Regions from separate parts of the Homo sapiens genome. Here region 1 is linked to region 2. Evidence: chromatin contacts called from ENCODE Hi-C or POLR2A ChIA-PET data. All regions are on one chromosome and are shown on one strand. Each heading gives the region's core, a stretch centred on a gene start or an enhancer-like site at or near the end of the contact. The rest is flanking DNA. Distances are from core to core; before and after follow the strand shown.

The links. Hi-C counts contacts between places; a loop is a spot of excess contacts on that map. ChIA-PET counts read pairs that join two places held with the same protein, here RNA polymerase II (POLR2A). Pooled maps may share reads with other maps.
Region 1: a loop to region 2 is called in a pooled map, with 5 times the contacts of the local background. The contact joins the enhancer-like site here to the promoter of DNAAF8 in region 2. A Hi-C loop is called at or near these places in 2 of 168 maps with a recorded cell type or tissue (CD4-positive, alpha-beta memory T cell and naive thymus-derived CD4-positive, alpha-beta T cell) and 11 of 50 pooled maps. POLR2A ChIA-PET finds 5 or more read pairs at or near these places in 19 of 52 experiments (CD4-positive, alpha-beta T cell, CD4-positive, alpha-beta memory T cell, CD8-positive, alpha-beta T cell and 14 more).

The regions. Positions count from the first base shown.
Region 1 is chr16:4,675,369-4,680,705 of GRCh38, reverse strand. MGRN1 (mahogunin ring finger 1) reads right to left here. Exons shown (of 17, transcript NM_015246.4): 11 at 3,134-3,243; 12 at 609-674. Among named protein-coding and RNA genes, the nearest start is that of MIR6769A, 6.7 kb to the right of the region's middle. RefSeq lists an enhancer at 3,843-4,465. Within about 2 kb of position 3,190, at least 12 of the 41 ENCODE cell types and tissues checked have a DNase peak (open chromatin) inside an H3K27ac peak, as active enhancers do; they include CD4-positive, alpha-beta T cell and CD8-positive, alpha-beta T cell, where a contact is called at or near this core.
Region 2 is chr16:4,731,504-4,736,701 of GRCh38, reverse strand. It overlaps DNAAF8 (dynein axonemal assembly factor 8), which reads right to left and starts at 2,165. Exons shown (of 10, transcript NM_139170.3): 1 at 2,004-2,165; 2 at 59-238. The coding sequence starts at 187. It overlaps ANKS3 (ankyrin repeat and sterile alpha motif domain containing 3), which reads left to right and starts at 2,431. Exons shown (of 18, transcript NM_133450.4): 1 at 2,431-2,764; 2 at 5,123-5,190. RefSeq lists silencers at 2,306-2,535, 2,586-2,645.

The sequences.
Region 1 (5,337 bases), core at 1,941-4,440, 57 kb after region 2:
GGGTAAATAACCACACAGAATCCCCTCACCCCTCTAGAAAGGAAAACACGGTCCGGGTGGCTCCGGAGTGGCCTCCACCTTCTACACCAACGCACACAGGGTTTCGGCTGGGTCTGCCTGGGCCACGGAGGCTCCAGGTGGTTGTGTGCTGGTCCCCCTGCCTGCTCCCTGGGGCACAAGGGAAGCCCAAGGAAACCAAAAAGCTCAGCCCAAGGAGCTCGAACCCGCAGGGTAAAGGAGCGGGACACGGGGCCAAGAAGCATGCGCGGGGCGCGATTGCAAAACGCAGCAGCGACGTTAGTTCCGCCTGCAACGTCCATTCCACTGCCAGCAAGAAAAAAAAGGGAAACGGCACGGGGGCCACGCGGGGCGGAGGCAAAGCTGAGGGGAGGGCGGCGGGGCCAGCGCACCTGGCGTTTCGCCCACGGACCGAGAGCTTTTCCGGTTCCACAAACTCCCTGGGCAGGGAGGCCGGGACTGGGCAAGTGGAGCTGACGGGTTATATGAATCAGACACTAGCCTGGGGCGGAAACGATCTCCCCTACTTGTCGTGGGTTTAAAAATGAGGGCGGGGGCAAAAAAACGTAGCCGGAGGACCAGACACTTACTGTTTCCCTTTTAGGTTTCTTGCTGGCCAGGGAGGCGGGGTGCGGCTTTGATTTTTTAAAGGGACACTGTCAAGATAAAAATCATATGTTTTACAACTACCACCCCCACGCGGCCCTGGAGTGGGCTGGACAGGTCTGACTGGCTGTCCTCTTGCCACACCGTGGCGCAGAACTTCACAAGCTTCCGGGGGACGTGAATCTCGGGACTGTCCTAAGTGAGGGTTGACTCGGGTCTGGGTGGGCCATGTGTGCGTCTCGGCAGCTCCCGGGAGCTGTGCTGCTGCAGTGGGGAGGCTGTGGAGCCCAATCTCATCCCCATTGCCTGTCCCCCCGCAGTCTGGGTCACCTGGGGCAACAGATTTGGCCAAGGTGGACGTGAGGGCAGCTGAACGCTGCCTAATGCAGGCTGGGTGCAGGGTGGAGATCCTGAAGCCACACTGGTCAAAGTCCCCCAGCCAGCCGGTGCCCAGGCACCGCCGCTCACTTATCACCAACCATGAACCCCTCAAGAGGGCTGGGGAGAAGAGTCAGCCCCAGACCCACCCACCCCACCATCATCTTTAGGCACTCGCTGGAGAGAACACCCACGGTGGCTCTTTCTGTCACTACGTGGAAGGGGCTCCAACAGGAACCTGGCAGGTGAGGAGGAGCGTTTGCTTTTGCTCCATGCAGAGAGGACGGCGGCTCCCTGGCTGGGTGCCAGCCCTTCTGGGGCATGTGGAGGTCAGAGCTGCCTGGTCACACCTCGGACCCCGGCCGCCCAGCTCACTCAGCATAAGAGGGACAAACATGGAGGGACCTACTGGATCCTCAGCCACCAGAACACAAACAGGGAGGGGCAAAAACAAGGGACAATAAACCTAGCCACGCCTGAGCATCGATCACTCCCTAGGTGAAACCCTCTCAGAGGCAAATCCCTCAGGGGCTGCTTCTCTCTCCACCAAAAACCTGAGCACACGCAGCGTTTCCGAATCAAAGCCAACATCAAAAGTGCTGGAGAGCGTGGTGCCAGGAGCCCCACGATGGTAGGGGCCTAGAGGGCCTGGGTTGACAGGGACCCCCAAGCCATGTTTCTCCTCTAGCATCAAGACCATGTCAGATTTTAAAAGACAAACCCAAAATCTGGGTTTTAAGGGAAATTCCAGACTTTTAAACATTGACCCCATTTCAGAAACATTGCACCTGCTGCCAGGGAGGCCCATAGGGCCCAGGTCAAGGCCCTGATCAAGGGGGCTTGGGAGGAGCCTTCTAGAGCAAAGGCGCTGTCTGTGAACGCCAGTCCTCAGGGCTCTGCTCCTCTTTTCTGTTTAGAGAGGCAGCAGAGCCTGGAAGAACCAACGGCTCATAACAGCCACAGCTAAGAGCCAAGAAAGGCACTCAATCTGACAATGCGCGTGGCCAGTGGGGAGCAGGGGGCCTAAGACCCGGGCCCAACCAGTCACTGTCCAACTCCCCCATTCTGCTCCCTGCCCACCACAGCCCCTGCCACCCATCCCCATCTCTGTCTCTCCCTGTGTCTCTCCACATCTCTCTCACCCTGTCTCTCCACATCTGTCTCTCCGTCTCTCCACATCTGTCTGTCTCTTCCTATCTCTCCATCAGTCTCTCCCTATGTCTCTCCACATCTTTCTCTGTCTCTCCCTTTGTCTCTCCACATCTCTCTCATCCTGTCTCTGTGTCTCTCCACATTTGTCTCTGCCTCTCCCTGTGTCTCTCCACCTCTCTCTCGCCCTGTCTCTGTGTTTCTCTGTGCATCTCTCTCCATGTCTCTGTCTGTCTTTGGGTCCTTGAAGCCAGGGTTCCACCTCCCTTGTGTTGCTGAAGCAGGGCCTGCCCTTAAGGTCCCCACTGAGGGCGCCTGGTGGGCCTGGAGCGTGGGAGGAGGGTCACCAGTGCCCCTTGCACAGCAGCGCATGGGGGAAACAGCATGGCTCATTCACTAAGAACCACGGGGTGGAGGCGGTGGCTCAGGCCTGTAATCCCAGCACTGTGGGAGGCTGAGGCAGGACTAGCACTTGAGCCCAAGAGTTCGAGACCAGCCTGGGCAACATGGGAAACCCCACCTTACTAAAAATACAAAACATTAGCTCGGCGTGGTGGTACACGCCCGTGGTCACAGCGTCTTGGGAGGCTGAAATGGGGGAATTGCTTGAGGCGGGAGGTCGAGGCTGCAGTGAGCTGACATTGCACCACTTTGGGTGCACACCAGCCTCGGTGACAGACCGAGACCCTGCCTCAAAAAGAAAAAAAAAAAAAAAAAAGCACCTGGCTCCACCGAGACCTCGACCGCGCTCAGCCTTGTCGCAGGCTCTGGTACTGATGGCAGCAGCGCTGTTCCCAGCAGCGGCACCCCAGGGCCCAGCCTGGCCACCCCCTTCATGCCTCACAGCCATCCATGGGGGCCATGCCTGCCCACTGGACAGAAGAGAACACGGGGCTGCTGGCTGGACCGTCTGGGCCTTGCGCCTGGCCCAGGCACTCATGCCCCTCTCCCGCCCATCCCGCAGGCAGGAGGCGGCACTTACAGAGTGCTCATCATGCTCCAGGCTCTGGGCCAGGACGGGGCTGAAGGACACGGGGGACAGGGCTCCTGGCTTCTTCCGCACCGCCCGGATCTGCAGGAGGGCCCGGAAAGCTGCGGCAGAAGGAGGGCTCAGATCAGGCCCAGGCGACACACCCAGCCCCGAGGGGACCCTCCCAGCCCCAGGGATCAACACCCCCCCCACACCATAGGGGTCCTGGGGTGACCCCGCTTCCAGATCACAACGGTCTTTTTTTTTTCTTTTAGTTTTAAGGAGCAGGAATTTAATAGGCAGGAAAGATGGGGGAAGAAAGAAAGAAGCAGCTCCCCTGTACAGAAATAGAGGGAGGGGGCGCTCCAAAGACGAGAGACAGAACTCCCGCAAACACAGTATTAATGAAATGGCCCCGGGCAGGAAACACAGCAAGGCCATGCAGTGCTGCCCAAGGCGGGGCTCCAGAGGGTGTTTCCAAGAGGCTGGTGGCCATGACCCCCAAAGCGTCACACCCCTGAAGCTCCAGGCTGCACCCGAGACAGGACGTGACTGCAAATCAGCAGTCCTGGCTGAGCCCAGAGGAGCTCTTGGCTGCAGGACAGGATGGCAGGCGGGGACATCACACTGGGGAAGCTGAGGTGGGGATGTCATGCTGTGGAAACTGAGACAAGGACATCATGCTGAGGAAGCTGAAGTGGGGAGTCACGCTGGGGAAACTGAGGCAAAAACATCACGCTGGGGAAGCTGAGGGGCACAGACAGCAGCCACTGGGAGCAGAGAAGATAAACCAGGACCTAGGATGCCCTGTCATCCCACAGTGCCAGTCCTGCTCACACAAGGGCCCCACAGGCTGCTGTAGAATGTTCCTGAGACACCTTTAGTGACGTGTGCAGGCCAGGAAACCGAACCACCAAACCACCAAACCAGCCACCTCCAACAAACCAATGCATCTGCCGTCAGCCCAGGGACAGGGCCTCAGGCCTCCTCTGTGTCAATTTCTACTGAGAACAGCAGTCTCTGCCCTCGGGCGCCTGTGAGGGGCCCCTCTACCGCCACGTCCTTGAGGCTCAAAGCCACACGGGAGCTCTGAACTCCAGTCTGATGGCCCCGACCCACTGACCCCACACACCTGAAGATTCCAGAATTGGACTCGGTTCAGGGCACCCTCCCTGGAAAGCAGCCCTGCTGTATCTCCAGCCACACAGCCACCCTGAGGCTCAGTCCTCAACACTGCCTGCCTCCTGGGCAGGCACAGAGAACCTTCCTAGACAGCCCACCCCTGCCCCCACTTCCTGGTCCCTGCCCCCGCAACTCTGTGGCTTTCAGACAGGAGAGGCCGACAGACAGCCTGGGCCGGCCCTCCCTGCTACAGGATCTGCCACAGGCTGGGCGGCCGGCCTCTCCCTCCAGGCCCCAGCAGCCTCTTCACTTACTCCTGGGATCTGGACACATCCAGTGACCCCATGGCCTGACTGCACAGACCAGCATCCTCGCACAGCCCCACGCCCGGCTTGGAGGTCTGCTGGCCTACTAAGCGCATGTGTCCTGCAGCTGCGCAGGCAAATCCCCAACTATGCTCCGGCCCCACCGCCAGGACCCAGGCCAGGGATCCCAGGATCCAGGGCAAGGGCCTACCAGTGGGATGTGCACTTTGACCTGGTCGTTTTTTCACCCTGAGAACATTCAGGTTGTTCCCTCTACTGGAAGACACTCAGAACGGGGCCCTACGAGCGGCTTTTCACTGAGGAAATGTCTGGAATGCTCTAGAAAACCCAATTTAATTCCTTGGTCAATTTTCTACCCAGCATACTTTGTTTTCACTTCGCTATAATTTTTTTTTTTTTTTTTGAAACAGGGTCTTCCCCTGTCTCTCAGGCGGGGGTGCAGTGGTGGCACAATCACAGCTCACTGCACCCTCAACCTCCCAGGCTCAGCCGATCCTCCCGCCTCAGCCTTCCAAGTCACTGGTACTATAGCCAACACATCTGGCTAACTTTTAACTTTTTGTACAGATGGGGTTTCGCCATGTTGCCCAGGCTAGTCTCGAACTCTTGGGCTCAAGCGATCCTCCTGCCTTGACCTCCCAAAGTGCTGGGATTATAGGTGTGATCTGCAACCAGCGTTATGCTAAAAATTTATTGAAATATTTTCTATTTTACCTTTAAAATAAAGATCTGAGCTGGCCATGGTGGCTCATGCCCATAATCCCAACA
Region 2 (5,198 bases), core at 916-3,415:
GCGTCATGCCTGCTCTGGTAGGAAGGACAAGGCATCCAGGGAGAGAGTTCTTGCTTACCAAAGGGGAGTCTGAGTCCAGAGACGGGAGCTGGTCTTTGACAGCCTTGAGGATGGCATCCCAGGGCCCCATCTGGGAGGCCCAGGGAGAGCCCAGCGAGGGTGCCATGCCTTTATCGTTGGATGCCATGAGGGCCCAGGCTTCCAGATGCCTTCTCAGTGCACCATAATCCGGGGAGCTCTGTGGGGTACACAGGGTGATGGAAGAGGGTCCGGGCCACTGAAGGTCAGGAGAGCAGGGGCTGCTCTACCAGCTGTAGGAGACCAAACAGGCTGGCAGGCCTCACCACCTGCCTCAGTTTCCTTCTAGTTATGCAAGCTCCTGTTAGTGCCAGGCACTGTGTGTGTACGTGTGTGTGTGTGTTCCCACTCATGCACACATGTGGAGCCTGCAGGTATATAATGTATATAGTGATATATACATAATAATATACAAATATATGTATTGATATAAATATACCTATGTAGATATATGTACATGTTATATAGAATGCCATATGTACGATATATAATGATATATAGGTATATTTTATATATACCCCATATAGCATAACTATTCTCTTCATTTCATAGGCTCAGGGTGTTTAGTAAATAGCAACAGTGGACTCTGAATCAGGGGGAATTTCAAGTCCTACTACCCTTTACTGCCCTTTACCAAGGAACAGAAGACACCTTGCTTTTTTGTTTTGGAGACAGGGTCTGGCTTTGTCGCCCAGGCTAGAGTGCAGTGGTACAATGATAGCTCACTGAAGCCTCGGCCTCCTGAGCTCAAGTGATCCTCCCACCTCAGCCTCCTGAATAACTGGGACTACAGGTGTGTACCACCACATCTGGCTAACATTTTTATTTTTTGTAGAGATGGAGTCTCCCTGTTGCCCAGGCTGGTCTCAAACTCCTGGCCTCAAGTGATCCTCTTGCCTCAGCCTCCCAAAGTGCTGGGATTACAGGCATGTGCCATCGCGCCTGGCTGACAGTTTGGAGTCACTAAGTGATTTTTTTTTTTTTTTGGAGTCACTACTCTGACCAGCCCCTGCATTTATATCTTAGAGTCTTAAAGGAGATGGTCCTGTTATTCAGGGGGCTGGGGAGCTTGAGCTTGAGAGCTGGGGGGTGAGGGTCCTCTAGAGCCAGTGTCAGGAGAACTCTGCAGCTCGAGAGGCCGCTGTGGCTTTGGCCCTGCAGTCAGTGCCCGTTCATCCCCAATCAGGGCAGCGGCAGGAGATGTGAATTGGGGGCTGCTTGCTTCCTCTGTACTTCTGGGAATAGGGCAGGTGCTTGGTGCACTCTGAACTGGGAGCAGCGGGTTGGGGACGCATCTGGTGCACACAGCCAGCGGGTGTTTTTTGTAACTAGAGCTCTGTTCCGCAATTCAGGGCACAGTATTTCTTAGGGCAACAGAATCGTCGGGATGAAGAGGGCCTCCAGAGACTCTGATAAACCCTTCAGGCGGACAAGACAATAGGGGAGGGAACGGCATTACCGGCAGAAGGAAGAGCATGTACAGTAGCTCAAAGGAATGAACCGCCCAACAGGTTTAAGGGAAGAAAGTGTCAGTTGCTGGACTCTCCGGTGAAAACGGACCAGACAATGCAGGGCCCTGAACGCCAAGTTGAGGAGCTCAGAGCATCCAGAAGGCGAAGGGGAGGCTCGGAGCCGCCTCTGAATAACGGCCTTCCGGCTCCGTCTCGGGGTGGGTTTCTCAGCTGCAGCCTGTTAGCCCCGCCACAGCCCCGCCCCGGTTCTCAGAGCCCCGCCCCCAGCCGGCCTGCCACGAGGCTGCCGGTTGTTATGGCAACCAGACGCCAACAGCCTCCCGGGTCGAGCTTTTAAATTTTAAAGCTGTGGAAGTGGAAAGCCCATCGCTCCTCCTCTCACCCACCCCCAGCCCGTATTTCCCCGCGTTTTGTTCAACTCCCTGCAGGCGCAGCAGGCCCGAGGCCCCTCACCTCAGGCCTCTGCCTCCACTCCCCGCGCTGTCCTGACAGCGCTATAAACAGCCTCCAGCGCGTCACTCCGCTCGCGTCCGCCCCTCGGGCCGCGCCGCAGGTACAGAGGCTGTCCCCTTCTTCAGCACTCTCCCTCTCAGCGGAGCTTTACATTACTAGACTGCCTCCGCCTTCCCCCCACCCCGCCCAGCTCCTCTTTCGGGCCTTTGCGCGTCCTGCCTCTCCTGCAATGGGATTGGTTCCCCTGGAGGGCGGGGACGGAGCAGGACAAACACCACTAGCTCATTGGCTACCGCGGGCATCAGACAGCGAGCCGGGAAGCTGACCGGAAGGTCCGGGTGCGGGACGTGTGCATTCCACGGCGCCCGGGAGCTGTCCCGGTGCCGACCCGCGAGCTTCCCGGCGTGCTCCGCGCCCTCCCGCAACTACTTCCGGGGCGGGTGCCGGGGGCGGTGCCCCGGCGAGGGAGCGTGGCGGCGAGCTGTTTGGGGGGGGTTGGCGACGGCAGCCCGAGGGCGGCGCAAGGCCTGAGGCCCAGCACAGGTGGGTTCCGCGGCGGCCCGGCCCCAGCACTTGCCGGCACCTGCAGCCCGCCTAGACCCGGCGCTCGGGCGTCCCGCGCTGCACTTGCTCGCCGCGTGACTGGAGGACCGAGCCCCCACATTTTCTTTATGTGGTTGTGGTGGGGGCACAGTAATGCCCTGTGCGCCGTAGCGTTCCTGTGGGGATGTGGCCGGGGGGCGTCGGGAAGCGTCACTGCTGTGAGTTACGGGTTTGTCGGCCAGGGACCCGCCCCGGGGCCAGTGAGCTACCTTTGCGATGCGGTTCCACGGGGCGAGAGGGGGTGCCTGGGTGCTTTCACAGACCTCCTCTGTGGGCGTGACAGTTACCACCAGCATCACATTTGTTAAGATTTTTAAAAATTTTTTAATTTTTGTGGGTACGTAGTAGGTGTATATATTTATGGCGTATATGAGAGATTTTGATACAGGCATGCAGTTCGTAATAATCACATGTAAAATGGGGGTCTCCATCCCTTCAAGCATTTATCCTTTGTGTTACAAACAATATGATTATACTCTTTGAATTATTTTTAAATGTGCAGCCGGGCGCGGTGGCTCACTCACGCCTGTAATCCTAGCACTTTGGGAGGCAAAGGCGGGCGGATCACCTGAAGTCAAGGATTTGAGACCAGCCTGGCCAACATGGGGACACTTCGTCTCTACTAAACATACGAAAACTAGGCTGGCATGGTGGCTCATACCTGTAATCTCAGCTACTCGGGAAGCTGAGGCAGGAGAATCGCTTGAACCCAGGAGGCGGAGGTTGCATTGAGCCGAGATCACGCCGCTGCACTCTAGCCTGGGTAACAGAGTGAGATTATGTCTCAAAAAAAATAATAATAAATAAATAAAATGTGCAATTAGATTATATTGACTATAGTCACCCTGTTGTGCGGTCAAATACTAGATCTTTTTTTTTTTTTTTTTTTTTTTGAGACGGAGTCTCGCTTTGTCGCCCAGGCTGGAGTGCAGTGGCTTGATCAAATACTAGATCTTATTCATTCTGTTTTTTTTGTATCCATTAAGCATCCCCACCCTCCACTACCCTTCCCAGCCTTGGTTACACTAGAAGTAACCATCCTTCTACTTTCTATGTCCATGAGTTCAGTTGTTTTGATTTTTAGATAACCACAAATAATTGAGAACATGCAATATTTATCTTTCTGTGCCTGGCTTATTTCACTAAACATAACGATCTCCGCTTCCATCCATGTTTTTGCAAATGATAGGATCTCATTCTTTTTTTATGGCTGAATAGTACTCCATTGTGTCTAAGTACCACATTTTCTTTAGGATTCACTGTAAAGGTAACAGATACTTAGCATTTTCAGAATGGACAGAACCAAAAAGTTGAATGAAAACTAAAACGTCTTATCTCTAATGCTACTTTACACCACACCACTCGGGATGGGACATTTTAGTTTTCACTTTAGTGTTTTTTTTTTGTTTTTTTTTTTGAGACAGAATTTCGCTCTGTTGCCCAGGCTGGAGTGCAGTGGCTTGAGCTCGGCTCACTGCAATCGCCTCCCAGGCTCAAGCGATTCTCTTGCCTCAGCCTCCTGAGTACTGAGACTACAGGCGCCCACCACCACACCCAGCTAATTTTTGTAATTTTAGTAAAGATGGGAGTTCACCATTTTGGCCAGGGTGGTCTCGAACTCCTGGCCTCAAGTGGTCCGTCACGCTTGGTCTGGTTCTCATTGTCCTTCAGACCTCTGGGGATGTCAGATATGCAAGTCTCCAGTAAATAGAGAACACGGCCTCACCCTGCAGGAGGCCTTTGGCGTGGAAGAGACATGCCCAGTGAAGGCTTGAGGGAGGTATGGAAGGGACTCTGAACTGACCCTCAGCTCGTTTGGTTTCTTATCCAGGCTTCGTTGGCCAGGGCTGTTAGGGTGGGATTCTCACCTGCAAAGTGAGGGAAGGGCACTGCACGATCTTGGGCTCTGCTAGCTGAAGAGGTGGTGGCTCCAGGAAGGAGGGCTTTGCTTGCCCCACCGCACCTACACACACTCTTCACCAAGGGTCTGTGAAGTGTTCGTCTCCCACATTGGTGGCTTGTTTCTTTAGCCATCTTGGCTGTCACCTGGGGCTTGGAAGCATTCTTTAATAGAAACTGAGGTCCTCATCGCATCTATTAACTACCATAGCACCTGTAGGTCATCACAACCTGACAAGGCCTTTGTTTTCGCCTTTGCTCCCTTTCCTACCCTTGTTTCCTGGCACTCTTGTACCTAAGGATTCTACTAGGAAGCTGATGACCTTGCCTTGATTTGGGGATTCCTGGTGTGCCGTTACCCATGTAGGCCCATCTCGGGGAAAGTGTTACCTCACCAGTTCACCGGCCTGTTATATTTCCCCCCATAGCTCTCTCTTCAAAGGATGCCTAAGTGGATTCCTATTCAGTTGACGGTTGCTGCGTGCCACCAGTCACATCCTGGTTTGTCTGTTGGGGAATTGCTTTCTATTTTTTTCAGAAAAATTTATTTTTACTTTTTTGAAATTTTCAATTTCATAACCATTCCAGAAAAATTAATTTATATTTAAAATTTACAGGCCAGGTGCAGTGGCTCACGCCTATATTTCCAGGACTTTGAGAGGCTGAGGCGGGCGGATCACCTGAGGTGAGGAG